Regions from separate parts of the Homo sapiens genome. Here all the other regions are linked to region 2. A link is a contact called in ENCODE Hi-C or POLR2A ChIA-PET data. All regions are on one chromosome and are shown on one strand. Each heading gives the region's core, a stretch centred on a gene start or an enhancer-like site at or near the end of the contact. The rest is flanking DNA. Distances are from core to core; before and after follow the strand shown.

Region 1 (5,422 bases), core at 826-3,325, 370 kb before region 2:
GGCCTCAGGCTTGGGCAGGGCCTGGGAAGGGCTCGATGGGGCGAACCTCCTTGGGATCCACAGATTGGGAGAGGCTCCACCCCTAGCCCTTCCAGAAGCCTCCCGCCAAGCAGGCCCCCCACAACACCCCACACCTGCCAGCCCAGCCCGCCCCAGGAACCTCCCCACAGCACACCACACACACGCACACACCCCACCCCCACATCTGCCATCCCAGCCCTCCCCAGGAATCCGCACCCCAGCATGCCACACATACACCCCATCCCTGCCACCCCAGCCCTCCCGGGAACCTCCCCCGAGCATGCCCCCACCCCCCATACCTGCCATTCTCTGCATTCCTCGTGGCTGGAGAGCTCAAACAGCGTGACGGCATTGTAGAGCTGCCAGAACTGGAGAGGAAGGCAGGCGCTGCTCACCCACCAGACTCCCCTGGCCGGCCACGTAGAAAGCCAGGGTGATGGCCAGGCCCCTCACCCAACTTTGGGTATCAACTACCCACAACACTGACAGACACCCCCAAAATGAAATGCAGGCACCCGAGGCCAGGGCAGAGCTAGGTCAGTTCTGGCTCCTGCCTTGGCATCCCTGGGCCCAGAGGCTGCCCCGGCCCCAGGATGCTGTGGGCCCCAGCATGGGGACGGATGGAGAAGGAGGGCAAGGCCTGAAGACCTTCTGTTCCTGGGGGTCAGCCCAGACAGGAGATACCCACAAACTCCAGGGGGACTCACATGGCCACAGAAGAGGAAGGGCAGGAGAAAGGTGAGGCCCCGCCACATCCAGGACTGGAACCCTTCTGTGGAGAGGAGGGAAGAAAAAGGACCCGCTGAGGGGGTCCGCTGCCCCCACAGCTCCACCAGACGCCCACCCCCAGCCACACCAGTCACCCTAAGATGAGCCAGGGACAGTCACACATGCGGGGGGTCAGCCCTCACCTGTCATAGCTGGGTGGGCATTCACTATGACAATAGCAACCCTGTCACCTGGCCTGACTGCTCTCTCTCTTCAAGCCACCAAGAGCCAGGTGACAACACACAGACACTGGGCGCTATGTTGTTACTAATTTCTTTAATCTGCACAGGGTTTTGCATTTTATAATGAATTTTCACATGCATTAGTTCTATCGAGTCTTGAGACAGGAGGACCTACTTAGGAGAGTAATTTGATGGAAATGACTATGTCAAAAGACAGCAGAGTTGGCCAGGTGCAGTGGCCCACGCCTATAATCCCAGCACGTTGGGAGGCCAAGGTGGGCAGATCACTTGAGGCCAGCAGTTTGAGACCAGCCTGGCCAACAAGGTGAAACCCCATTTCTACTAAAAATACAAAAATTAGCCGGGCGTGGTGGCACATGCCTGTAATCCCAGCTACTCAGGAGGCTGAGGCGGGAGAATCACTTGAACCCGGGAGGCGGAGGTTGCAGTGAATAGAGATCGTGCCACTGCAATGCAGCCTGGGCAAGAGTGAGACTCCGTCTCAAAAAAAAAAAAAAAAAAAAAAAAGATAGCAGAGTTGTATTAAAAACAGTTTCCCCTGAAATTCTCAATGAGGTGTCTCCTCACTTTTCTGGCTGGCACTCCTATGGCTTCAGAGTGAGGCATGTCTCCCCCGTGTACATGCATTTATATACTTATACGTGTTGGTATGTAGACATGTTACACACAAATGGCTAATTTGTGTGTGTGTATTCTAGAACACACACAAAAAAATAGACACTTCCAGAGGCTGAGACAGAGGCCCTGCCCTCGGGGCCTGGTATGCAGCTGGCCTGGCACTTGGCAGCTGAAACAGAATCCAGGATGAATTCTGGAAGGCGCTTCGGATAAAGGGCAGCGGCCTGGCTCCGCTGTATGGGAGGTGCTCGCAGGGCTGCACTCCCGGTGTGGGGAGCTGGCAGGTCCAGTACCTGCCCCGGCTCCAACCCAGGCCCAGCTACTCACCCACTGTGAGATCCAGGTGGTTCCTCTCCCCCAGGGCCCGCAGCCGGTAGAGGCAGCCCCTCTGGTAATAATATTGCAGGAACTGGACGCAGCCTGCAGGGGGAGCACAGCACCTGGGCTCAGGGCCTGGTGTCCCCGGAAGACAGGGCCACACCTCTCTGCCCCAAGCACAGGCTGATGGGTCTTTACTGGGCAGAAGCAGAAAGGGTGCCCTGGTTACAACCCTCTCCCACGCCCACACACCACAAACAGACACACACACTCTGGTCTGAACCTGCTTTAGCCCTTATCCAGAACACAGAGAGAACACAGGTATGTGAGGACCCATCTAAGCCCCAACTAGATTTGAAACTTCTGGAATTTTCCATGCAGTAGACACTCAATAGATGCTTGCTGGAATGCAAGCTATGCCAGTGCTATGTTGGGAGCTCTGTGCAATGCTAAGACACAAGACAGAGTTCCATCCAATGGGATACTTCGTTGTTGCTAAAAATGAGGTGGTAATGACATGAAAAATAGCCATGATAAACTGTTAAAAATTCAAAAGGCAGGTTATAATAGTAAAGCTCTATGTACAGAAAGGTCCCATACTTGTAAAAGATACATAATGTAATACACACATGTATATACCTATTTATGAATAAAAACTTTTGAGAGGACATAGATCTTAACTAACGTCACCTCTAGGGTGGGCTGATATACAATTTCCATTCTTGGCTTTATACATTTGTATTTGTTTGCAAGCAGGTTTTAACTTAAAATGTAGGTTGTAGTATCTGAAAAGTCAATACAGCCAGGCGTGATGGCTCATGCCTGTAATCCCAACACTTTGGGAAGCCAAGGCAGGCAGATCCCTTGAGGCCAGGAGTTCAAGACCAGCCTGGCCAACTGGTGAAATCTCATCTCTACCAAAATACAAAAAGTAACCAGGCATGGTGGCAGGCACCTGTAATCCCAGCTACTTGGCAGGAGAATCGCTTGAACCGGGAGGTGGAGGTTGCAGTGAGCCGAGATCACAACACCGCACTCCAGCCTGGGTGACAGACAGAAACTCCATCTCAAAAAAAAAAAAAAAGAAAGAAACGGTACGGCGTGGTGGCTCATGCCTGTAATCCCAACACTTTGGGTGGCAGAGGTGGGTGGACCACCTGAGGTCAGGAGTTCCAGACCACCCTGACCAACATGGTGAAATCTCATCTTTATTAAAAATAAAAAAAATTAGCTGGGCGTGGTGGTGCGCACCTGTAGTCCCAGCCACCCGGGAGGCTGAGGCAGAAGAATCGTTTGAACCCAGGAGGCGGAGGTTGCAGTGAGCCAAGATCGCGCCACTGCACTCCAGCCTGGGCAACAGAGCAAGACTCCATCAGAAAGAAAGAAAGAAAGAGAGAAAGAGAGAGAGAGAGAAAGAGAGAAAGAGAGAGAGAGAGAAAGAGAAAGAAAGAAAAAGAAAGGAAGAAAAAGAAAGAAAGAAAGAGAAAGAAAGAAAGGGAAAGAAAGGCAATACACACATGGGATAAAATTTAAAGGGAACAAACAGGTTGGTGAAAAGTAAGACGCTCTCCCTGTCCCCAAGCATTCAAGCCCCCTTCCCCAGAGGCAACCCTTGGGACCAGTATACAAATCCAGAGCAATTTTCAGATGAGAAAAATAATATATATTTCCATTTGGAGGACTTATTTAGGACTGGAAAAAAGGCTGGTATCCCCAATGCTACTCAGTTCCCAAAGGTCACAGTTGGCAGGGTTCCAGCCTGGGGAAGGAGCAGGCAGTGCTGGGGGCTGGGAGGTGGGTGGAGCTGACCTGGGGCGGGGACAGCTCTCCTTCTGGATTTCTGGGACCCTCTCCCCCAGTCTGGTCTCCCTGCCACACAGGCAAGCACTGATTGATGTCAGCTGGGGCCCTCCCTTGGTGAAAGTCTCAGAAAACCATGTCCCTTCCCCCAAATCCAGGCAACAGTCACTCACTCTGAAAAATGGAAAATGCTAAGAACTGGTTGCGAAACTTCTGATAAATGGGTCCATTAGGCCTGGAGAGAAGGTAGGAAAAAACAAAGGTGGGGCCCACTATGAAATGAGACATTCCTCCCCGCCCCAACTCCATTCCAACCAGAAGAGGCGAAAAGGTGTATAAAGTCAAACTGAGGTCCAGACTTCCGCCCTTCTATCCCTGGGGCTGGGCGAGGTCATCCCATCTTCCTTTCTAGAAGCACAGGGGTCCACATGGCCGTGCAGAAGCGCTAACTCCCTGTGACCCCTCTGTCCTCCGCAGTCTCCTTCAGTGCCCAGCCTCACTCGCTCCCTCCAGCCTTGCAGCCCCGCTACCTCTGCCCTGGCCAGGGACACCCGAAACCATTCCCTGGAGAACCCCTCACGGGCTGGGTGGGGCCCGCGCAGCCCGGCGCAGCTGCAGGCTCATACTTTCTTTCCCAAGTTGGCCCTGGAGCACACCCCCCACCGCTGTCTGGATCAGCCCCCTCCCCATTCCCGGGCCCCAGGCTCTACTCCCTGGGAGGCTGGAGGGGCCCAGCGAGGGGCTACTCACCAGGTCAGCATCACTCCGGACAGGAATGTGGAGACGTAGTGGTGAGACACCCACCAGCCTTTAATTCTCGGGAGAGGGAGAGAACGGAAAGTGCTCAGGAGGGGAGAGCAACGCAGGCATGTGTCTCGCTGAGGCCCCACCTATGCAGCAGGGGTTACTCTGCACTCAGAGACGGCTTCTTGGAGTAAGAAACAGACTGGAACCCTGACCGTGCCCTCCTCTCTGTCCCACAGGGCTGCACCATCCCACACAAACCAGCTGCAGATTAGCCTGGACTCCCACTTGGGCTTCCAGTGGTTTCCAGCAACCCTCAGAGCACACCCCTAGCCTCACCTGCCTTCAAGCCTCACTCCTGTCCTCCCCACCTGGTCCTCTCCCCAGCACGCGGGCGCTCCAGGCACGGCTCCTGTCCTCCCCACCAGGTCTTCTCCCCAGCACGCAGGCCCTCCAGGAATGTGGGCTCTCCTAGAACCCGCCAAGCCTGCCTGCTGCCACCTCAGGGCCTCCTACAGACTGAATAGTGGCTCCAATTCCTGCACTGAAGCTGAGCCCCCCAGCACCTTAGAACGTCCGTGACTGTATTTGAAGACAGGGCCTTTGAAGAGGGGACTGAGGTAAAACAAGGTCACACTGGTGGGCCCTAGTCCAGTGTGACTGGTGTCTCTGCAAGAAGGGGAGAGACACCAGGGCTGTTTGTGCACAGAGAAAAGGCCACATGAGGACACACGGGGAGATGCCATCTGTGAGCCACAGAGAATGGTCTCAGGAGAAACCAGCCCCGCCAGTACCTCCATTCTAGACTTCCAGCACCAAACTGTGAGGAAATACACTCTGTGGCTTAGGACACTCGGCGGGCGGTACTTCCTACAGCTACACCCAGCGGGCTCACCCAGGGCCTTTGGACTTGCTGCTCTCTCTGCTCCAAGACCTTGACGTGCCTGGCT
Region 2 (5,701 bases), core at 46-2,545:
AGAAGTATCCTTTCTGGCTCCTGTGTTTTGTCCCTGCCTTTTTTTTTTTTTTTTTTTTGATACCTATAGCCTTCTGCCTTGTAATATGGTTACTTACAAATAACTCTTCTTTTGAATGGTAAACTGCCTTCCTAAGGGATGAGACTGTATTTTGAATTACTTCTCTTCACCATGTCTCCCTCTTGGCTAACGCACAGAAAACGTTCAACAAAACATGTGCTGAATTTCTGTGACCAGCTGACACTCTTTTTCAATCTTCTATAGTAAATCTTTGACGCTTTATGGAGACAGCGTTAATCTAGCAGCTCACCTGCTAGATTACCCACCCCCAGCACACCTCTGCACTGAGATTAACGAAACCATCTAGGTCTGAAAGTTATCATCACCTTATGACTCATCCCACTTGGTTTGAGTTCGGCAAATGAATCAATACCCTGAACTGACTGCTGTTCACAAAGCTCTTCAGAACTCTCAGTGATCGGGTTGAGAATCATCTCTCAGAAGTAGGCCGGAAACCCCGCTCCCCTTTCCCCTTTTCTTCAACTTCTCATCAGTAATGCTCCCACGCTCTCACTCCCACCTTGGAGAACTCAAGCTGCCAAATTCCTTGCTGCGTTTACCTAGTGGCGATGGAGGCACATCCAGCCTTCTCTAGTTCGCGGCCCCGACGTGCAGCCTACGAAGCACCCCTTCCGGGTGGCATCCCCACCCTGAGAGTTCTTTAACCCGTTAGCCTGGCCCTAGCCTCACCACCCCCTGCACCCCTCCTGTTCTCCTCGGTCCCACGATGTCCCCAACACTTGGGTTAGTTCAAGGACTCGGGGCGGGAAAGGGCACGCCGCGCGCCAAGGGACCGAGGCTCAGGCGAGCCCTGGCGGCTCTGCCTCAGGCCCCCGAGGAGGCGCACAGGGCCCGGCGCAGAGAGGGGCCCACCCGGCGCGAACGCTAGGGACGCCCGGCTTCTCCCCACCGCTCGGGTCGCTGACGGGGGTGGCACTGGAGGAGCTCGAGAGGGTCCGGCAGCCTGCCCTGGCTCGGTTGGGGCACCTGAAGCCGGGCAAGCGACCCCCCTCAGCGCAGCTCTCCGAGATGACGACTAGGTAACCGCTAAGGCGGAAAGAAAGGAGGCGCTTCAGGTGCCCTGGCAGGATAGGATTGGCGAGGAGGGTCTGTCCGGCTCCACCGGCCCCTCACCTTCATGGCCGCGACCGCCTCAGCTCGGCCGGCTCTACCAGGAAACTCAGCACCATAGCAGCTCCTCACACTGCCGACCTCCTTCCCTCTGGGCGGTGATTACCGCGCCCCGGGAGGCGACCGAGCGTCCGGACGTAAGGGGCGTGGTCACGCTCGCCGCGTGCCCCGGTAAAAGCGCAGAGCGGCGGCCACGACGACCAATAGGAAGCCGACTTTCGGGAGGCCGGTCACCAGAGCCAATGAAGCGACAGGGATTGGGCGGGGCCTCTGGCGTTCCTCCTGGCTGGGAGTGCGCGGGGAGGATTCTTTTCCGCCCCGAGCGAAGACCTGCGGACCTGGGCGTGGCGGAAGGCGCGCTGCGGCGCTGCTTTCTCGGTTGGGTGTTTGAAATGGGAGATAGCGTCCCTGAGGAAGCTGCTGCGGCTTTCTGGGCTAGGTGGTCAAGTTTCCGGGGAGGGGAGCGCGGGAAGGGCCGTGGTGAATTTGAACACGCCGGTTGGCTCGAAGGCCTTTGTTATGACCGTCAGAGCAGGGCCTCAGATTTCCTTCCCAGACGTTCCCGCGTTCATGCTCGGTGATGACCTCGGGGCTCCTCACTCGTGGGTCCGGTAAGGAGCGGCAGCTGCACTCGCTAGGACGCGGCCTTTAAAAACAAGACTTATTGAAAACACTTAGAAAACCAAGGGCTCTCAAATCCCAAGGGCTCTTTGAAAAGCTGTATTCAAAATAACCAAAATCGTAGCATAATAAAAGAATTTGCTCGAGTCTTGGAATTGCCTTTGGACAGAGAAACTGAGGTTGTAAATTAAGGTATCGATTTCTTCAGCTGTACTGGATGACAGTTTATTTTCCTACACCTTTTTTTTATTTTTGACAAGGTCTTGCTCTTGCCCAGGCTGGAGTGCAATAGTGTGATCTCGGCTCACTGCAACCTCCGTCTCCCGGGTTCAAAGGATTCTCCTGCCTCAGCCTCCCTAGTAGCTGGGACTTCGTGCGCCCGCCCCACACCCGGCTAATTTTTTCTATTTTTAGTAGAGACTGGTTTTCACTGTGTTGGCCAGGCTGGTCTAGAACTCCTGGCCTCAGGTGAGCCGCCCACCTCGGCCTTCCAAAGTGCTGAGATTAGCCACCGGGCCCAGCCGATTTTCCTACACTTTTTAATCTCACCTCTAACTTAACCAGTATTTAAGATTTTAAACATAAAAAAGTCAGTTCGCTCTTCATGAGGACCTAAGACTGTTCTGTTATTTATATACATTATAGATTTGCTTCGACAAGTTGTGCTATATTAGATTAAAACACACGGAGAGAGAGAGAGTGCGTGGCAGGCCACTTCCTTAGACTGAAATAATGCATCAGAGTATGTATTTCTCTTGCTTCAAGTGCTGCTCAGATAATGTCACTTCTTATCCATAATAGTCCTAGGTTTTTTTTGGAAAAATGTACAGAAAGCCTTTCATTCACGATGTAGGACGCAGCTGAGCTTCATTGGAAGAGAAAGTATTAATTAATTCTCCTAATGATCTAGACACAAAGCAACTCAATAAAAATGTTCTTGGGGTACAAAGCCATGGTTGTCCCTCATTAGAAAAGGCCTGGCAGGTCTACCTCCAGAGTTAATAAGCACATGAAAGATGCTCAACATCATTAACTATCAAGGAAATGCACATCAAATCCATGGATACCGCTGTGCGCCTGCAAGGATGGGTAACATTAAAAAGAAAGAAAATAGATGGTGAGGATGTGGAGAATTTGGAATCTTCATACATGAATGGTGGGAATGTAAAATGATGCAGCTGCTATGAAAATGCCTGACAATTCTTAAAAAAAAAAATTTTTTTTTTTTTGAGACGGAGTCTCGCTCTGTCGCCCAGGCTGGAGTGCAATGGCGCGATTTCTGCTCACTGCAAGCTCCGTCTCCTGGGTTCACGCCATTCTCCTGCCTCAGCCTCCCAAGTAGCTGGGACTACAGGCGCCCGCCACCGCGCCCGGCTAGTTTTTTGTATTTTTAGTAGAGACGGGTTTCACCGTGTTAGCCAGGATGGTCTCGATCTCCTGACCTCGTGATCCGCCCACCTCGGCCTCCCAAAGTGCTGGGATTACAGGCGTGAGCCACCGCGCCCGGCCCAAAAATGTTAAAACATACAGAGTTACCATAAGACCCAGAAATTCCACTCCTAGGTGTATACCCGAGAGAAATGAAAACCTAGGTCCACAGAAAAACGTACATGCTAATGGTTCTTAGCAGCATTATTCATAATAGTCAAAAAGTAAAAACAACCCAAATGTCCATTATCTGAGAAATGGTTAAAGGAAATGTGGTCTCTCTATGCAGTGGAATATTATTAGACCAAAAAAGGAATGAAGTACTGATACATACTGCAACATGGATGAACCTTGAAAACATCATGCGGCTGGCTGAGTACAGTGACTCACTCCTGTAGTCCTAAGGCTTCAGGAGGCGGAGGCGGGCGGATCACATGAGGTCAGGTGTTCGAGACCAGCCTGGCCAACGTGGTGAAACCCTATCTCTACTAAAAATACAAAAAAAAAAAAAAAAAAAAATAGCCGGATGTGGCGACGCACGCCTGTAATCCCAGCTACTCGGGAGCCAGAGGTGGGAGAATCTCTTGAACCCAGGAGGTTGAGGCTGCGGTGAGCCAAAATTGCGCCACTGCACTCCAGCCTGAGCGACAGAGCAAGGCCCTGTCTCAAAAAAAAAAAAAAAAAGAAAAGAAAAGAAAAGAAAAAGAAAATAATAATGCTAAGTGAAAAAAGCTAGATACAAAAAGATTATATATTGTATGATTCCATTTACAGGAAATGTCCAAAATAAGCCAATCCATAGAGATAGAAAGTAGAGTAGTGATTAAGGTCTCTGAAGGAGGAGGGGGGAAATGGAGTGACTGCTACTAGACACAGGTTTCTTTTGGGGTAATGAAAACATTCTAGGAGGCTGGGCGCGGTGGCTCACGCCTGTAATCCCAGCACTTTGGGAGGCCAAGGCGGGCGGATCACGAGGTCAGGAGATCCAGACAACGGTGAAGCCCCATCTCTACTAAAAAATACAAAAAATTAGCCGGGCGCGGTGGCGGGCGCCTGTAGTCCCAGCTACTTGGGAGGCTGAGGCAGGAGAATGGCGTGAACCCGGGAGGCAGAGTTTGTAGTGAGCCGAGATCACGCCACTGCACTCCAGCCTGGGTGACAGAGCAAGACTCTGTCTCAAAAAACAAAACAAAACAAAACAAAACATTCTAGGCCGGGTGTGATTGCTCATGGCTGTAATCTGAGCACTTTGGGAGGCTGAGACGGGAGGATCACCTGAACCCGGGAGTTCGAGACCAGCCTGGGCAACATAAGGAGATCCCATCTCTACAAAACATAAAAACAAAAATTAACTGGGTATCGTGGTGCACACCTGTAGTCCCAGCTACTCGGGAGGCTGAGGTAGGAGGATCACTTGTGCCCAGGAGGTCGAGGCTGCAGTGAGCCACTGTACTCCAGCCTGGGTGACAAAGCGAGACCCTGCTCAAAAAAAAAAAAAAAAAAAGGAAAAGAAAACGTTCTAAAATTAGCTATGTGAATGGTTGTACAGCTCTGTGAGTATACTAAAAACTACTAAATTGTATAATTTAAACGGGTGTATTATATGGTATGTGAATTATATCTCAATAAAGCTGTTAATATTGAGGAACACAAAAAGAAGAGTTAATGCAGCTGGAAAGTGGCCACAGAAGGACAATGAAAACAACAAAGGCTAGGGAGAAACTTAAGTATCAGGGGAAAATTTAAAACAGTGCAATACTTGGGAAGACTTGTCTTATTTTGTCCCCAGCACACAGATCTGTACCTAGCATAAGCAAGCTCCCAGTAAATTGTGTTTGGTTTTTTGTTGTTGCTGTTGTTTTTGAGAGAGTCTCCCTCTGTCACCCAGGCTGGAGTGCGGTGGTACAATCTCTGCTCACTGCAAGCTCTGCCTCTCAGGTTCAAGTGATTCTTCTACCTCAGCCTCCCGAGTATCTGGGATGACAGGTGCATGCCACACATCCGGGTAACTTTTTTATTTTTAGGAGAGATGAGGTTTCACCATGTTGGCCAGGCTGGTCTCAAACTCCTGACCTCAAGTGATCTGCCCACTTTGGCCTCCCAAAGTGTTGGGATTACAGGCGTGAGCCACCGTGCCCAGCTGAATTGTATTTTTTTTTTTTTTTTTGAGACGGAGTCTCGCTCTGTCGCCTAGGCTAGAGTGCAGTGACGCGATCTTGGCTCATTGCAACCTCTACCTCCCAGGTTCAAGTGATTCTCATGACTCAGCCTCCCGAGTAGTAGCTGGGGTTACAGGTGTGCACCACCATGCCCAGCTAATTTTTGTATTTTTAGTAGAGGGGTTTCACCATTTTGCCCAGGCTGGTCTCCAAGTCCTAGCCTCAAGAGATCCCCCTGCCTCAGCCTCCCAAAGTGTTGGGATTACAGGCATGAGCCACCACACCCACCCATCAATAAAAGT
Region 3 (5,657 bases), core at 619-3,118, 360 kb after region 2:
TGCCAGTCTTTTTTATTTTTTATTTGGAGACAGAGTCTCATGCTGTCACCCAGGCTGGAGTGCAGTGGCACCATGATAGTTCACTGCAGCCTGAAACTCCTAGACTCAAGTGGTCCTCCCACCTCAGCCTCCCAAGTAGCTGGGGCTACAGGTGGACACCACCACACCTAGCTATTTTTTAAAAAACTTTTTGTTTTTAAAACAAAAACTGGAGTTTTAAACTCCAGGCCACCACTGCCTCTCACCTGCACCACTGTGCAGTGTCCTGACCATCTCCCTACATCTGTTCTTGCCCTTGCAATCATCCTCACCACAGAAGCAGAGAAGTTACAAGTGTGGCAAAGGGCAGACCGGAATTCAAAGCCAATGTGGAGTGGGGAGTTGGATACATGAGTCTGGATTTCAGGGAAGAGGTATGGATTTAAGATACAAATGTGGGAGTCACTGGGTATGGTGGCTCACGCCTGTAATCCCAGCACTTTGGGAGGCCGAGGAGGGCAGATCAGGAGTTCAAGACCAGCCTGGGCAACATGGTGAAACACTGTCCCTACTAAAAATACAAAAAGTTAGCCAGGCGCGGTGGCGGGCTCCTGTAATCCCAGCTCCTTGGGAGGCTGAGGCACAAGAATCGCCTGAACCTGGGAGGCAGAGGTTGCAGTGAGCCGAGATTGTGTCACTGAACTCCAGCCTGGGCGAGACAGTGAGACTCCATCTCAAAAATAAACAAATAAATAAAAATAAAATTAAAATGTGGAAGTTGCCAGAGTAAAAACATTTAAACGCTGGCTGAAATCACCAAGGGAGTAAGTCTAGAACAAGAAGAGAAAAGGACCCAGGACTAAGCCCTGGAGCACTTAATATTATTCAGAGTTTGGGAAGTTGCAGGTGTCCAGCTATGTTGCCCAGGCTGGTCTTGAACTCCTGGCCTCAAGTGATCCTCTCACCTTGGCCTCCCAAAGTGCTGGGACTACAAGCATGAGCCACCATGCCCAGCCCGGATCCCCAGTCTTTAAGATTCCTCTCAAGCAGGTGTCTGCTAACACCAAATGAAACTCATCTGCCGGCTTCATGTTTTCATGCTTTTTTCCTACTTAACTCATCGCACTGGACTTTTGCAGTCTCTTTTTTCTGTGTCTCCTCCACCGTTCTGGGAGTCCCCTTGGAACAGGAACCTCATCTTATTTTGTCTTCTTGGCTCAATGCATGAACTTCTTGGTTCAGTGCGTGAATCATAATACCTGTTAAACCCACTCTATGGGCCGGGCGCGGTGGCTCACGCTGTAATCCTAGCACTGTGGGAGGCCGAGGTGGGCGGATCATTTGAGGTCAGGAGTTTGAGACCAGCCTGACCAAAATGGTGAGACCCCCGTCTCTACTAAAAATACAAAAAAAAAATTAGCCGGGCGTGGTGGCACATGTCTGTAGTCCCAGCTACTAGGGAGGCTGAGGCAGGAGAATCGCTTGAACCCGTGAGGCAGAGGTTGTAGTGAGCTGAGATTGCACCACTGCACTCCAGCCTGGGCAACAGAGCAAGACCCGGCCAAAAAAAAAAAAAAACAAAAAAACAAAAAAACCCACTCTATGAATAGTGAGGGTCAAAGAGGTTAGAGTCTGGCACAGGTAGACTAGAATTCCCAGTCTGTTCTCTTGGGCTCCAGATTCTCACTCCACCACCTGAACACTAGTGAGTCCCTTCCGTTCCCAAGCCTCAATTTCCTTAGACAGATGTAAGCAGTTGAATTGACTAACAACTATCCAACCCCAACCTACTGGGCAAGTTGCCTCCTTTGGGGTCAAACACTATCCAACTTCAGTTTCCCAACGTCATAAAGGAGAACTCTAAAAGTTGAGAATCGAAACTGATGACAGATTGACTAGACGGCCAGCCTGTTAAGGTGGCCCCAGATATTCCAGCCTCAGCCCAGAGTCCTCCTGTGCCCCTACTGCAGCAAGGGTGTCTCCAAGAAGGGGGACCTGGAGTCAGCCCGTCACACCTGGTTTCCTCTCTGCTAGGGTCCCTCCTCCCACAGAGCACTGGAGGGCAGCTGAGGAGGAGCTACCTTAAAAAAGGAGGTGTGTGCCAGGGAGCTGGGTAGGAGCCTGGCTATATATCTGCCCAGCAGCGGTACTCTCGGGACAGAGATGGCACTGATGCAGGAACTGTATAGCACACCAGCCTCCAGGCTGGACTCCTTCGTGGCTCAGTGGCTGCAGCCCCACCGGGAGTGGAAGGAAGAGGTGCTAGACGCTGTGCGGACCGTGGAGGAGTTTCTGAGGCAGGAGCATTTCCAGGGGAAGCGTGGGCTGGACCAGGATGTGCGGGTGCTGAAGGTAGTCAAGGTAAGACTGGGCTCCTCCAGCCCCCACGCAAGACAAAACCCAGTATCAGAGTCCACGTCCCTGGGGATGCTGGGGACCCCTGTCCTCCTTATCCCTAGCCCATGCTGATGACATCTCAGAATACCCCATCCCACCTAGCTGTCTACACCCCACTGCACCACTGCCTTGAGTAGAATGAGTCTAGTAATAATAGCTCACATTTGGGGGCTCACTGGACTAACCTCTTAACATACACTATCTCTAATTCTTGCACTCTGTGAGATAGGTACTATTCTTTGCCCAGTTTACAGATTAGCAAATGGAGGCTCAGAACCAATACAATGCGAGGTCCTTGGTTGGATCCTAGTGTGAATGAACCATCTGTAAAATATAGTTTGGGGACAACTGGCCTAGATATCAGATAGTACATATATCTGATATGGGAAATCATTGTTGATTTTGTTAGGTGTAACAGTAGTTTTGTGGTTATCAGAAGGTTGTCTTTTGTTTGGACACGAACACTGAAGTATTTTAGGGACAAAGTTCCTTGGTGCCTATAATTTACTTTAACGTGGCTTAGATTAAGCACATGTAGCCAGGAATTTAGACTTGTTGAATCAACTAGTTGGGTATATGAGTGTTAGTTGTATCATCTATTTTTCTATGTGTTTTAACTTTTTGATAATAAAATGACTTTTTTTTTTTTTAGAGACAGGGTCTCGCTCTGTCACCCAGGCTGGAGTGCAGTGGCACAATCACCACTCACTGTAGCCTCAATCTCCCTGAGCTCAGGTGATCCTCAGCCTCCTAAATAGCTTGGGATTACAGGCATGCACCACCATGCTCAGCTAATTTTTGTATTTTTTGTAGAGATAGGGTTTCACCAATGTTGCCCATGCTGGTCTCGAACTCCTGGGATCAAGAATATGCCCACCTTGGCCTCCCAAAGTGCTGGGATTACAGGTGTGAGCCACCATGTCTGGCCGGCCAATAAAATGATTTTTGTTTTTGTTTTTTTTTTTTTGAGACAGAGTCTTGCTCTGTCACCAGGCTGGAGTGCAGTGGCACGATCTCAGCTCACTGCAACCTCTGCCTCCCAGGTTCAAGCAATTCCCCTGCCTCAGCCTCCCAAGTAGCTGGGACGACAGCGCCCACCACCACGCCCGGCTAATTTTTTGTATTTTAGTAGAGACAGGGTTTCACCGTGTTGGCTAGGATGGTCTCGATCTCCTGACCTCATGATCTGCCCTCCTCGGCCTCCCAAAGTGCTGGGATTACAGTGAGCCACTGCACTCGGCCTAAAATGATTTTTTAATGGAGGCTCAGAGAGGTGAGGTGACTTGCCCAAGGTCACACAGTGTTGAAGCTGGGATTTGAACTTGACTCAAGGGACCCAAGCCCCCCTCACTGAGATTTTCCCCCAAGCCCTTCCTCCAGCTGTTTCATGCCACCGCCTGTGCTAGCTAAGATCAAAATTCAAGAGGGTCGGAGCTAGAAAGACTTTGGAGAATCAGACAGTCTCACCAATGACTCACTTAAAAAATTAAGTAAACCGAGGCACAGAGAGGGTGAGAGATACCCCAAGGTCACACAGCGAGTTGGTGGCAAAGGCAAGACTAGAATTAGGACCCCTGACTCCCAGCCCAGTGCTCAAGTTCTCTCTCTAGGGGCAACCAACTCACAGAGGGATCTAGAAGCCCTGGGCCCCTATCCGTTCTTTGCACCTATCCCCAGCATATGAAGCCTGAGGCCATACAATTTATAAGTGAGAAACCACAAATTTTGATATTAGACAGACTCTTCGCTTCTTCCTTTACCAGCTGTGTGGTTTTGACCTTCCCACTCTTCTTTCTCAAACCCACATTCTTTTCATCTGTGATTGGGGCATCATCATCATCTCTCCCTCACCAAGCCAGTGGTGCAATGCAGGCTGAATGATTCATGCACGATAAATGCTCAGAAACAGAAGCATCATTATAATTCTTGCCAAGCTTTCTTCTGGGCCTGGGACTCAAGTCTGACTCTGGCAGACCCTCCTAGACCACCCCCTCCCCAACAAACTTGAGAATAAAGTGGAGGGAATAAGGAATGTCTGGTAAGAGGAGGATGCTACAAGAATAAGTTTATTGTGTGTGTGTGTGTTCCACCACGCCTGGCTAATCTTTGCATTTTTAGTAGAGACGGGGTTCCATCATGTTGGCCAGGCTGGTCTCGAACTCCTGACCTCAAGTGATCCACCCACCTCGGCCTCCCCAAATGCTGGGATTACAGGTGTGAACCACCACGCCCGGCCAAGAATGAGTTTTTACGGCAGGAAATGCTATTTACCTAAGCCTCAAATACTTCCTGCACATCATAGCCACTTTTCCTCTTGAAACCACTAAATGGTAGCAATCCCCAGTGAGCCATGACTAATGAGGAATAATATATCTTATTTAGAGTCTAAACCCTCCCGTTCCCCACCCTCTGAAAATCTAGTGAGCGGAGCTGGTCCACATAAGGGAATGCTCGTCTTCAAATGAATTGTGCTTAAATAGGTTTAAAACTGAAGCAAATCAGGAAGCCTGTTCTGGATGTGTTCTTTTCTCTCTGCCTGGATCTTACCAGTGGGAAAGGCAGAAAGGGAAGTCTACGCCAGGCACAGTGGCTCACGCCTGTAATCCCAGCACTTTGGGAGGCCAAGGTGGGAGGATTGCTTGAGCCCAGGAATTCGAGACCAGCCTGGGCAAAATGGTGAGACCCCCGACTCTACAAAAATATATATAAAAAATTAGCTGGGCATGGCGGTGCATGCCTGTAGTTCCAGCTACTCCGGAGGCTGAGGTGGGAGGATTGCTTAAGCCCAGGAGGTCGAGGCTTCAGTGAGTGAAGATCGTGCCATTGCACTCCAGCCTGGGCAACAGAGCAAGACCCTGTCTCAAAAAGAAAGGGAAGTCTAGACTGGCCTTCGGGGGGAATGTGTCCTTCATTCACACACAGGGTGCCATCTCCAACCCTCTCCCAGGGGGTGGAGGTGCTGGGTCTGAATGCCCATGGTCCCTTGGAAGCAGGGCCTGGCTCACAGCCTTGGGTCACGAGGAAGAAAGAGGCGGAAGAACCATCCCCTACTTGAGTTCTGGCTCTTTCTCTGACTCTGCTGCCTTCTGGCTGGGAGACCATGGCAAGCTCCTCACTGCCTCAGTCTTCTCATCTGTACATTGGAGATAATTCTCCTAGTACCCACCTCAATACAGGAAGTGAAGGCGTTTTTTTTTGTTGTTTTGTTTTGTTTAGATGGAGTCTCGCTGTGTCGCCCAGGCTGGAGTGTAGTGGCGAGATCTCAGCTCACCACAACCTCT
Region 4 (5,395 bases), core at 1,116-3,615, 270 kb after region 2:
CAGCCTCCCTAGTAGCTGGGATTACAGGTGTGCACCACCACTCCCCACTAATTTTTGTATTTTTAGTAGAGATGGGGTTTCACCATATTGGCCAGGCTGGTCTCAAACTCCTGACTTCGTGATCCACCCGCCTTGGCCTCCCAAAGTGTTGGGATTACAGGTGTGAGCCACCACTCCCAGACTTAAAAAGATTATTTTTAAAAATAGATACTAGTTATGGAGCTCTTATCCTATGTCAGTCATCATGATAAGGGCTGTTCATGCCTTTTTTTTTTGGTTAATTGCCACAACCCTATGAACAGATGCAGAAACTGAGGCTCAGAGAAGTTAATGACTTGGCCCAGAAGACATAGCCAGTACTATGAAATAAGTTACCCTAACTCTTAGTAAACTACACTGCCACTCTATAGATACAAATTGCCTTCATCATCATTATCAATCAGCACAGAGAATAAGAGGCACTCACCATCAGGGAAATTCAAATCACAACCACAATGAACTACCACTTCACACCCACTAGCATGGCTATAATAAAAAAGACAGACAATCAGCCGGGCGTGGCGGCTCATGCCTGTAATCCCAGCACTTTGGGAGGCCAAGGTGGGCGGATCACTTGAGGTCAGGAGTTTGAGACCAGCCTGGCCTACATGGCGAAACCTCATCTCTACTAAAAATACAAAAATTAGTGAGGAGTGGTGACGCACACCTGTAATCCCAGCTACTCATGAGGCTGAGGCAGGAGAATCGCTTGAACCGGGGAGGTGGAGGTTGCAGTGAGCCAAGATTGCGCCACTGCACTCCAGCCTGGGCAACAGAGCAAGACTTCATCTCAAAGACAAAAACAAAATGACAACAACAAAACCCAAAAAGACAGACGATAACAAGCGTTGGTGAGGATGTGGAGAAATTGGATCCCTCATACTCTGCTGATAGGAATGTAAAAAACTGCAGCTGCTGTGAAATTCAGCTCCACATTCCCCCCAAAGGTGAAACATAGTTAACATATGACCTAGCAATTTTTACTCTTAGGTACATATTCGAGAGAAAGGAGAATATATATCCACATAAAACCTTGTACACAAATGTTCATGTGGCATTATTCATGATAGCCAAAAAAGAGAAACAACCCCAATGTCCATCAATGGATGAATGGATAGAAAAAAGTGGTCTATCCATGCAATGGAGTACTACTCAGCCGTAAAAAGGAATGAAGTATCAGCCGGGTGCAATGGCTCACGCCTGTAATCCTGACACTTTGGGAGGCCGAGGCAGGCAGATCACTTGAGTCCAGGAGTTTGAGACCAGCCTGGACAAAATAGTGAGACCCCGTCTCTTTAAAAAAAAAAATTGAATGAAGTATCAACACATGCTACAACATGGATGAGCATTGAAAACACGCTAAGTGCCACAAAGGACCACATATTATGTGATTCCATTTATATGAAATGTCCAGAATCGGCAAATCCATAGAGGCAGAAAGGAAATTGATGGGTGGGAAGGAGGAGGAACAGTGTTGGAAATGATGGTGAAGGAGTGTGGGATTCCTTTTGAGTCGATTAAAATATTCTAAAATTGATTGTGGGGATGGTTGCACAACTCTGGGAATAATCTGAAAATCATTAAATGGTACCCTTTAAATGGGTCAATTGTATGGTGTATAAATTATATCTCAGTAAGTTTCTTTTAGAAGAAACAAAAACCAAAAAGCAGGGCCTTCCTGACGTTGGTGAGGACCTAAAGTTATAACACATTTTCAAGCCTGGTCCTATTCCTCCCAAGCATGGTGACTCAGATGCCAGCATGATCACCAGGCGTGCCCTGAGATCCTCGCCTCCTCCCTGGGGATCCAGGGTGTTGCCCTGCGCTTTCCTACCTTCCCCAGGCACGCCCTGCCCTGCGCGCCCTGGCGGGCCTGAAGTAGAGCAGAAAGGAATCCCGCTTGTCCTGTGGCTTCTCTCTGCTGCAGCCTGGCACCGTTTCCTCTTGCCTGCTGCTGCTTCCTCCCTCCCGCCCAGCTGGCTGTGAGAGCACGTCTCAGATTCGAAAACCATGTGAGATTCAGAATGTGCACCTGAAGCTGCCCGCTGGGGCTTTCTGTGCTGTCGGCCACTGCAGAGATCTGGGTCCTCCCCAGATCCCACTTACCAAACGTAGGAAAAGATGATCACGTGGAAGAACCACTTAATGGTGCCATAATTCATGCTCTGGATCCGAGTGACTTTGTTCGTCTCATACTGGAAAACATCACTGCAGCTGCAGCAGGCCGGCATGGTGACAGCCTCCCTCCCTGCGCGGAGCTGGACCAGAGCTCTACTCTTCCTGACAGGGCCACAGCAAGCCCCCTCCCAGTAACTGCAAAATGAAACGTACTGGTTTTTAGCAGGAGTCTTTAACTTCAAGCTCCTCCAATGACTGCAGAGTTGGGGCGGGCCCTGGCAGTGGCCCCACATGTGGCTGTGATAAACAAGAAGCGCCAAGTCCTACGGGCCTGGCTGGCAGATGACCTCACCCCAGCTGGCCTCCCCCAGATGCCTACACAAAGATGGTGTTCAGAGGATGGGCATTTTTAGAATTCTCCCTTTTCCCCCCTTTCCTTTCACTTTTTTGGTCTCATGTCTCTTGGGAGAAAGGGGCAGCCTTGCAAATGTCACAAGACTGGGAGCTTCCATTATGCCTCAGAAAAGGACTGAGATCTTTCCATTGCCTGAAGCCCCACTCAGAGATTGATTCATTCATTTCTACAACCCTTTATTCAGCCCCTGATGTATAGGAGCTCTGGGTAAATGAAGATCTCCCCCTCTTCTTCCACCGCCCCTTATAATACTCTGGTCTGCAGTTGGTGGGGGAAATCAGATTTGCAGGGGTAGGGGTGGTGGGGGTGGAGGGGCTTTATTTTTCTGCCAGATCTTTCATGCTTGACCCTCTGAGTTACTCTCCACCCTCCTCTGCACCCCGGCAGGTCGATCTATGACCTAGACCAATCAGCCAAAGATCACCAGGGACACAGTGGCAGTCCAACAAAGTTAGGTTTGTTGACCTATTCAGTGAGGGACACCACCCACCAGAAGAGCTACGCACATCACCAAACAAAGGAAAACAGCAATTTATTATAGGATTCCGAGGAAAGTGGAGTTGAGATAAAATCTAAATGAAGTCATGTTTTGATGGACTCAAAGCAAAACAGGTTTGTACAAAGCAGTCAACTTCAGTCTGGATTGCAAAGAGGACCCAGGGCCCTGTTTCCTAGGAAGCAACATAGCTAAGATACATGTCAAATGTGTCCAGAAAATCTTTATCTGAAGCTCTGCTCCTGAGTTGTAAATTGAGGCTGCTTCTCTGTGTCAAGATGACTTAAATCTTCCAGGCAAAATTGGAATATTTCAGTCTTAGTCATGTAATTTCAAACAGCAAAGTTTCTGAAGGTCTCTGATTTTAAAGGACAATGTTTCAGCAGTCACTCAAAGATGCAGGGTTGTATTATCACTTTACAGCTACAGAGAATTATTGTTCCCTGTTATCTTTACAGCTGGCTTGATCCCTTTCTGTTATTCCAGCCTGCTAAGTGGCCGGGTAGATTTTCAGTTTTTCAGTCTAAACTAATTGTACTTTCTCACACATACAAACTGCATCAGGGTTCCCCTCACCTTCTGGCTTCCAGTTCAGGAGACTGGAGAGCAGTGAGGATGGACGTGACTCCCTGGCCCTGCCCTTCTCAGTTGCATATAGGCAGGGCTTCTGGGCACCACTCCCTCCTTTAGTCCTGGGAGTGGTAAGGGCTCCCCACTCTTACCAGCCCCAGGAAGCTCACTATCTCCTATTGCTTTTTCTTAACTCTGTCCACACCTTTGTAAATGGTTCCATCATTAGTTACCCCACTTGAGTATGCCATTGCTTTCCTGCCGGGAATCTGAGTGATACGGTCATCTTCATCTGTAAAAAGAGGAGATTCACAGGTAAAGCCTGATGCTTAGAACATAGGCTCTAGGGGACTAATGGCCTGGCTTCCGATCCTGGCTTCACATCTTACCAGCTCTGTGACCCTGGACAGCTCTGTTTATGCTATTCATTCACTCATTCCCAAGAGCACCAGGAATAGTAGATATGGCAGTGAACAGGCAGACAAGTCAAATGTCCATCAGCTGATGGATGGATACACAAAAGCACGAAAGCCCATACAAGGGAATATTATTCAGCCATAAAAAGGAATGAAACACTGACCCATGCTCCAACATGGATGAACCTTGAAAACACTACGCTTAAGTGAAAGAGGCCAGACACAAAAGGATACATCTTTTACGACTCCATTTATAGGAAATGTCCAGAATAGGCAAATCACTTCAGTGTTGCTCTTGCTACCACTCAAAGACATCTATTTTCTTGTCTTTCTTTCTTTCTCTTTTCTTTCTTTCTTTTTTTTTTTTTTTTTTTTTTTTTGTTTTTTTGAGATGGAGTCTCCCCCTGTTGCCCAGGCTGTAGTGCAGTGGCAAGACTTTGGGTCACTGCAACCCCTGCCTCCTGGGTTCAAGCGATTCTTGTGCCTCAGCCTCATGAGTATCTGCAATTACAGCCATGCGCACGCTCAGCTGATTTTTGTGTTTTTAGTAGAGATGGGGTTTCACCATGTTGGCTAGGTTGGTCTCGAACTCCTGGTCACAAGCGATCTGCCCGCCTTAGCCTACCAAAGTGTTGGGATTACAGGCGTGAGCCACTACACCCGGCCTGTTTGTTGTCTTTCTGCTGCACTCTTGCACTGGTCCCTCATGCTCTCCCCTCTCCACTCCTTCAGCCCTTGTCCGCTATTTCATCACTGCTACCTCCTCCACTCCATGGATTCTGTTCTCAAAGAGGTTACCAAAGACTTCTCAGTTGCCAGACTGGGTGGATATATTTTATTCCTTATGTTACTTGATCTCTTGGATGCATTCAACATCACTGGCTACTTTCTGCATCTTGGACCAGTATTTTCCCTTGGTTTCCATGACTTTCCTGGGTCCCATGTTCTCCTGGTTTCTCATTTGTACTTCTATGACTCTTTATCTTATCTTTCTTTTTAAAAAATTAATTTAATTAATTTATTTTAGAGACTGGGTCTTGCTCTGTCGTCCAGGCTGGAGTGCAGTGGCGCAATCATGGCTCACTGCAGCTTCAAACTTCTGGGCTCCAGTGATCCCCCTACCACAGCCTCCTGAGTAGCTGGGACCACAGGCACATGCCACCAAGCCTCGTTAATTTTTTTTTTAATTTTGTAGAGATAGGGTCTTGCTATGCTGCCCAGGCTGGTCTCGAACTCCTGGCTTCAAGTGATCCTCCTGACTCAGCCTTCCAAAGTGCTGGGGTTACAGGCATAAGCCACTGCATCCAATCTTTGTCTTATCTTTCTCTGGCTCTCTTCTCC
Region 5 (5,502 bases), core at 244-2,743, 440 kb before region 2:
CTCACTGCAACCTCCACTTCCCGGGTTCAAGCGATTCTCCTGCCTCTGCCTCCTGAGTAGCTGGGATAACAGGCGTGTGCCACCATGCCCAGCCAATTTATTTTTATTTTTATTTTTAGTAGAGATGGGGTTTCACCATGTTGGCCAGGCTGGTCTCGAACTCCTGACCTCGGGTGATTCACTCACCTCAGCCTCCCAGAGTGCTGGGATTACAGGCGTGAGCCACCTTGCCCAGCCTAATTTTTGTATTTTTTTTTGTAGTGACTGGGTTTCCCCATGTTGGCCAGGCTGGTCTCGAACTGAGCTCAGGTGATCCACCTGCCTCGGCCTCCCAAAGTGAGCCACCATGCCTGGCCACCCCCTTTTTTTTTTTTAATCCGTATTTTAAGGAAGCAACACTATATGTTTAACTTTTTGAGAAGCTGCCAGACTGTTTTCCAAAGTGGTTGCACCATTTTACAGTCCCACCAGCAGTACATGAGGGTTCCGATTTCCACTGGAGGATTTTAAACAGGGGAATGACATGATCCGACTTTTAAAAGATCCCGCAGCAGGTCATGGTGGCTCACGCCTGTAATCCCAACACTTTGGGAGGTCGAGGTGGGTGGATCACCTGAGGTCAGGAGTTCGAGACCAGCCTGACCAATATCGTGAAACCCCGTCTTACTAAAAATACAAAAATTAGCCGGGCATGGTAGCCTGCGCCTGTAGTCCCAGCTACTCGGGAGGCTGAGACAGGAGAATCGCTTGAACCCGGAAGGCGGAGGTTTCAGTGAGCCAAGATTGCGCCACCGCACTCCAGCCTGGGTAACAGCGCAAGGCTCCGTCTCAAAAAAGAAAAAGAAAGTGTCCTGATAATGTCTGCGGGGAGGATGGATTGTAAGGATACAAGATTAGAAGCGGGCAGCAGTCTTGAATGGTGCCTTAGGAACTGTAGTAGGGGGATAGTAATAGGACAGTTTGGGGATATATTTGGAGGTGGCTGAACTGCCAGAAAAAGAGGTCATTTCCAGACTTTTGGGGTGCAGGAGCCCCTGTGGACTTTCCAAGGATCTCACCGTGCCAGCCTCCCCTAGCAGAGCCCCCTGTCTCCCGCCTAGGAGCTGAAAATCCTGGTGGACTACGACGAGAAAGGCTACCTCCTGCAGATCTTCACCAAACCGGTGCAGGACCGGCCCACGCTCTTCCTGGAAGTCATCCAGCGCCACAACCACCAGGTACTGCTTGTCCCCGGCAGGCCCGAGGGGACAGGCAGCTAGCACACTCGGTTTTCTGGGTCCTTGGCTCATCTCCTCTCTTTCCCGCCACAGGGTTTTGGAGCCGGCAACTTCAACTCACTGTTCAAGGCTTTCGAGGAGGAGCAGAACCTGCGGGGTAACCTCACCAACATGGAGACCAATGGGGTGGTGCCCGGCATGTAAGCCCCGCCCACCCCACGGAGGCCACAGCCACACAGCCACGCCCCCTGATTCTGGAACTCGCCCAACTTCCCTACTGGCTGCTCCCCTTGGGTCCCGCCCACCAGCGGACTCGGCCCCCAAGGCTCCGCCCACACTGACCACGCCCCTCGGCGGGGCCGCCCTCTGCTCCAGCCCTCCCGATTAAAGCGTGCCCCGGTCCAATACTGTGTCTGTGTTTGTGTTGCGCATAAGGCAGTAGTGCCTTATGGCAGCCAGGGGGAGGCCAGGGCGGCCGCCAGCGCCGCGGGACCGAGGAGCTGCGGGTGCCAGCGCTTTGCCAGCGGGACCACGCGGAGAGGGGAATTCTGGAACCAGGGAAGGAAGGGGACTTGCTCTGGAGGGAAAGACGGATGACACTGCTTTTGTAGAGAGATAAACGCGATTCAGACAATAAAGCAAGCGATGAGCCGGGCGTGGTGGCTCACACCTGTAATTTCAGCGCTTTGGGAGGCAGAGGTGGGAGGATCGCTTGAGGCCAGGAGTTCGAGCCCAGCCCGGTAACATAGCAAGACCCCGACCCCCCTGCGTCTACACAAATAACAAATAAAAATTAGCCTGGCGTAGTGGCGCACACCTGTGGTCCCAGCTACTCAGGAGGCTGAGGTGGGAGGATCGATTGATGGACAGAGGTCTAAGCTGCAGCGAGCCCTGATCCTGACACTGCACTCCAGCCTGGGCAAGAGTGAGACCCTGTCTCAAAAAAAAAAAAGGCAGTTGATGAGAATATGTGGAAGCGAAGATCGCAGGGGAGCTAATTTTGATAACGGAAGACCTCTCCGAGAAGGTGACATTTGGGAGCCAGCCATGGGACCATGCTCGGGAAAAGGATTCCAGGAAGAGCGAACGGAGAAAGGCCCTGAGGTGGGGTCAGAGTTTGGCAGCATCTTGTCTGCCGGCTTGATGATCTCTTTTTGTTGTTGTTGAGACGGAGTTTCGCTCTGTCCCCCAGGCTGGAGTGCAGTGGTGCGATCTCGGCTCACTGCAAGCTCCGCCTCCCGGGTTCACGCCATTCTCCTGCCTCAGCCTCCCGAGTAGCTGGGACTACAGGCGCCCGCCACCACGCCCGGCTAATTTTTTGTATTTTTAGCAGAGACGGAGTTTCACCTTGTTAGCCAGGATGGTCTCGGCCTCCCAAAGTGCTGGGATTACAGGCGTGAGCCACCGCGCCCGGCCGATGATCTCTAAAGATGAGCTGTCTTCAGTTTTGCTACCCAGAGCCCAAACCTCTGAACACAGGAGAGGGGAGAGTGTTAGACAAGGGACTCTAGGGGCAGCATCCCTGCTCATCAACTGTAGGATATGGTCCCTTGGTTCCTGGTCTCAGAGATAAAGCAGGTAGGAGGGGCCTGGTATCCCAGTCCCTGCCCTCAGCAGGGCAGTGCCCATGACCACCCACGCAGCTGCACTGCCCCAGCCTTGCCCGCAGTGAGGACTTCTTTTGGAAAGGGGCTTGTTCATACTCATAGAAGAGTGAGTGATCCTTGCAAAAGAATGAGGCAGCTGGGTCCTAAAACCCTAGGAAGGAGATTCTTTCTTCAAAACCAGGTAAGAGTTGGTGGTGGGCAAATTTGGCCTCTTTTTTTTTTCTTTTTCTCTCTTTTTTTTTTTTTTTTAGACAGAGTCTCACTCCATTGCTCAGGCTGGAGTGCAGTGGTGTGCTCTTGGCTTACTGCAACCTCCACCTTCTGAGCTCAGGTGATCCTCCTACCTCAGCCTCCCAAGTAGCTGGGACTATAGGCATGTGCCACCACGCCCAGCTAATTTTGTTTTTATTTTTCATGGAGATGGGATCTCACTATGTTGGCCAGTCTCGAATTCCTGGTCTCAGGTGATCCGCCCACCTCAGCCTTCCAAAGTGCTGGAATTATAGGAATGAGCCACTGTCTCTGGCCTCTTTCTGCTTCTAATGCTTGAGAACCCTCCGTGAGGATAAGTCAACTCAGAGCTAGGAGGCAGCAGAGCTCAATAGAAGAAAAAAATACTCTGAGTTGGTATAATGGTGGGAATTGGGGATTTTTTTCAGATTATAGAAGAAATCAGAGCTTCTGGGATCACGAACTTCAGAAATAAAGAGATCAGAGAGAACCCAAAGGATTCCGTGCAAAAAAAATACTCCCCCTCTATTCTCCTGTGACTTAATGTGAAGAAGGGAAATTGTATAACCCAGAAGGATGCAAACTAGTGGCTTACAGACCAAATGTGGCTCATAGACCTACTTCGTTTTGCCTGCATGGTTTCAAACAAATTTGAGTCAACATTTTAGAAAGTTGGGCACATATGGCCAGGTGCGGTAGCTCATGCCTGTAATCCCAGCACTTTGGGAGGCTGAGGCAGGTGGATCACTTGAGGTCAGGAGTTAGAGACCAGCCTGCCCAACAGGGTGAAACCTCGCCTCTACTAAAAATACAAAAATTAGCCGGGAATGGAGGAGGGTGCCTGTAATCCCAGCTACTCGGGAGGCTGAGGCAGGAGAATCCTTTGAACCTGGGAAGTGGAGCTTGCAGTGAGCCGAGATCACGCCTCTGCACTCTAGCCTGGGTGGCAGAGTGAGACTCCATCTCAAAAATAAATATTGGGAGGTCAAGGTGGGTGGATCACCTGAGGTCGGGAGTTCAAGACCAGCCTGGCCAACATGGTGAAACCCCATCTCTATTAAAAATACAAAATTAGCTGGGCCTGGTGGTGCGCACCTGTAATCCCAGCTACTCGGGAGGCTGAGGCAGGAGAATCACTCGAACCCAGGAGGCAGAGGTTGCAGTGAGATCGCACCACTGCACTCCAGCCTGGGCAAAAAGAGCGAAACTCCATCTCATAAATACATAAATAAATAAATAAAGCATGCAGAGCAGACACCCACTAGCTGAGAACATACTAGAGAGCCAGGCTGCCTGAGTTCACCTCTCAGATAGCCACGTGGTAGCTGTGTGACCTATGGCAAGCTACTTGACCTCTCAGTGCTTCAGTTTCCTATGTTAAGTGGGAATTATAATAATACCCTCCTCCTAGCCCTGTTGCTAGTATCAAAGACGTTTAAAACAGAGGCTGGCACAGTCAATGCTATATGAATAGTCTTATTTTGGGGGGAGGGGCTCTTGCCCACAAGGGAACCCAAGTCTGTCTGGGACCTCCCTCTCTCTGTCTGAGGTCTCTGTCACCAAGGCTGGAGAGCAGTGGCATGATCACAGTTCACTGCAGCCTTGATCTCCCCAGTTTCAGCGATCCTCCTACCTCAGCCTCCCTAATAGCTGGGACCATAGGCATATGCCACCACGCCTGGCTAATTTTTGTATTTTTAGTAGAGACAGGGTTTCTCCATGTTTCCCAGGCTGGCCTCAAACTCCTGGCCTCAAGTGATCCTTTCTCCTGCCTCAGCCTCCTGAGAAGCTGGAGAGGGGCTCCCATTTTGGCCCCCACAATACAATAGAGGCAATGAAGAAAGGAGTTATCTCTTGGGACTGAGGAGCAGAGGAAGAGGTGGATGGATTTGAGGAATAGGGAAGAAGCATCAGATTTGGTAGGTAAGGGAGGGAAAGAGAAGGTTTAAATCCAGGATCCCTGGCCTTTGAGCTTAGGTGGTCAGTGGCAGGCAGCGGTGGGTGGAGGCAGAGAACAGAAGTGTCATTGACCAAAGTAGAAAATATGACAGGAGAGCAAGTTCAAGAGAGAAGATGAAGACAGGCGCAGTGGCTCGTACCTATAATCCTGGCACTTTGGGAGGCCGAGGCCAGAGGATTGCTTGAGCCCAGGAGTTCAAGACCAGCTTGGGAAACATAGTGAGACCCTATTTCTATAAAAATTTAAAAATTGGCCGGATACAGGTGGCTCACACCTGTAATCCCAGCACTTTGAAAGGCTGAGGCGGGAAGATTACTTGAGGTTAGGCATTTGAGACCAGCCTGGCCAACATGGTGAAACCCCGTCTCTACTAAAAATACAAACATTAGCCGGGCATGATGGCACATGCCTGTAATCCCAGCTACTCAGGAGGCTGAGGCAGGAGAATATCCTGAACCCAGGAGGCGGAGGTTGCAGTAACCGAGAT

What was found. Hi-C counts contacts between places; a loop is a spot of excess contacts on that map. ChIA-PET counts read pairs that join two places held with the same protein, here RNA polymerase II (POLR2A). Pooled maps may share reads with other maps.
Region 1: a loop to region 2 is called in a pooled map, with 3 times the contacts of the local background. The contact joins the enhancer-like site here to the promoter of RNF34 in region 2. A Hi-C loop is called at or near these places in 2 of 50 pooled maps. POLR2A ChIA-PET finds 5 or more read pairs at or near these places in 6 of 52 experiments (GM10248, T-cell, activated B cell and 3 more).
Region 3: a pooled map shows a loop between it and region 2 (21-fold over the local background). The contact joins the promoter of OASL here to the promoter of RNF34 in region 2. A Hi-C loop is called at or near these places in 8 of 50 pooled maps. POLR2A ChIA-PET finds 5 or more read pairs at or near these places in 4 of 52 experiments (PC-9, activated T-cell and activated naive CD4-positive, alpha-beta T cell).
Region 4: a loop to region 2 is called in a pooled map, with 5 times the contacts of the local background. The contact joins the promoter of P2RX7 here to the promoter of RNF34 in region 2. A Hi-C loop is called at or near these places in 2 of 37 single-sample maps with no recorded cell type and 10 of 50 pooled maps. POLR2A ChIA-PET finds 5 or more read pairs at or near these places in 3 of 52 experiments (A673, WTC11 and activated T-cell).
Region 5: a loop to region 2 is called in a map of CD4-positive, alpha-beta memory T cell, with 19 times the contacts of the local background. The contact joins the enhancer-like site here to the promoter of RNF34 in region 2. A Hi-C loop is called at or near these places in 1 of 168 maps with a recorded cell type or tissue (CD4-positive, alpha-beta memory T cell) and 9 of 50 pooled maps. POLR2A ChIA-PET finds 5 or more read pairs at or near these places in 2 of 52 experiments (T-cell and activated B cell).

What each region holds. Positions count from the first base shown.
Region 1 is chr12:121,770,029-121,775,450 of GRCh38, reverse strand. It overlaps TMEM120B (transmembrane protein 120B), which reads right to left. Exons shown (of 12, transcript NM_001080825.2): 7 at 4,479-4,544; 8 at 3,902-3,963; 9 at 1,938-2,030; 10 at 729-793; 11 at 321-389. Among named protein-coding and RNA genes, the nearest start is that of RHOF, 21 kb to the left of the region's middle. RefSeq lists silencers at 174-468, 2,120-2,169 and an enhancer at 4,857-5,369. Within about 2 kb of position 2,075, at least 14 of the 41 ENCODE cell types and tissues checked have a DNase peak (open chromatin) inside an H3K27ac peak, as active enhancers do.
Region 2 is chr12:121,395,712-121,401,412 of GRCh38, reverse strand. It overlaps RNF34 (ring finger protein 34), which reads right to left and starts at 1,295. Exons shown (of 6, transcript NM_025126.4): 1 at 1,195-1,295. The coding sequence starts at 1,200. RefSeq lists enhancers at 124-655, 656-1,187, 1,673-1,752.
Region 3 is chr12:121,035,457-121,041,113 of GRCh38, reverse strand. OASL (2'-5'-oligoadenylate synthetase like) reads left to right here and starts at 1,868. Exons shown (of 6, transcript NM_003733.4): 1 at 1,868-2,340. The coding sequence starts at 2,143. RefSeq lists enhancers at 1,704-2,123, 1,703-2,202, 2,203-2,704.
Region 4 is chr12:121,129,846-121,135,240 of GRCh38, reverse strand. It overlaps P2RX7 (purinergic receptor P2X 7), which reads right to left and starts at 2,365. Exons shown (of 13, transcript NM_002562.6): 1 at 2,146-2,365. The coding sequence starts at 2,270. All of the region lies in intron 2 of LOC105370032 (a long non-coding RNA gene), which reads left to right.
Region 5 is chr12:121,835,647-121,841,148 of GRCh38, reverse strand. HPD (4-hydroxyphenylpyruvate dioxygenase) reads left to right here. Exons shown (of 14, transcript NM_002150.3): 13 at 1,101-1,217; 14 at 1,311-1,622. The coding sequence ends at 1,421. Among named protein-coding and RNA genes, the nearest start is that of TIALD, 18 kb to the left of the region's middle. RefSeq lists enhancers at 290-959, 1,631-2,301 and a silencer at 1,469-1,668. Within about 2 kb of position 1,493, at least 16 of the 41 ENCODE cell types and tissues checked have a DNase peak (open chromatin) inside an H3K27ac peak, as active enhancers do.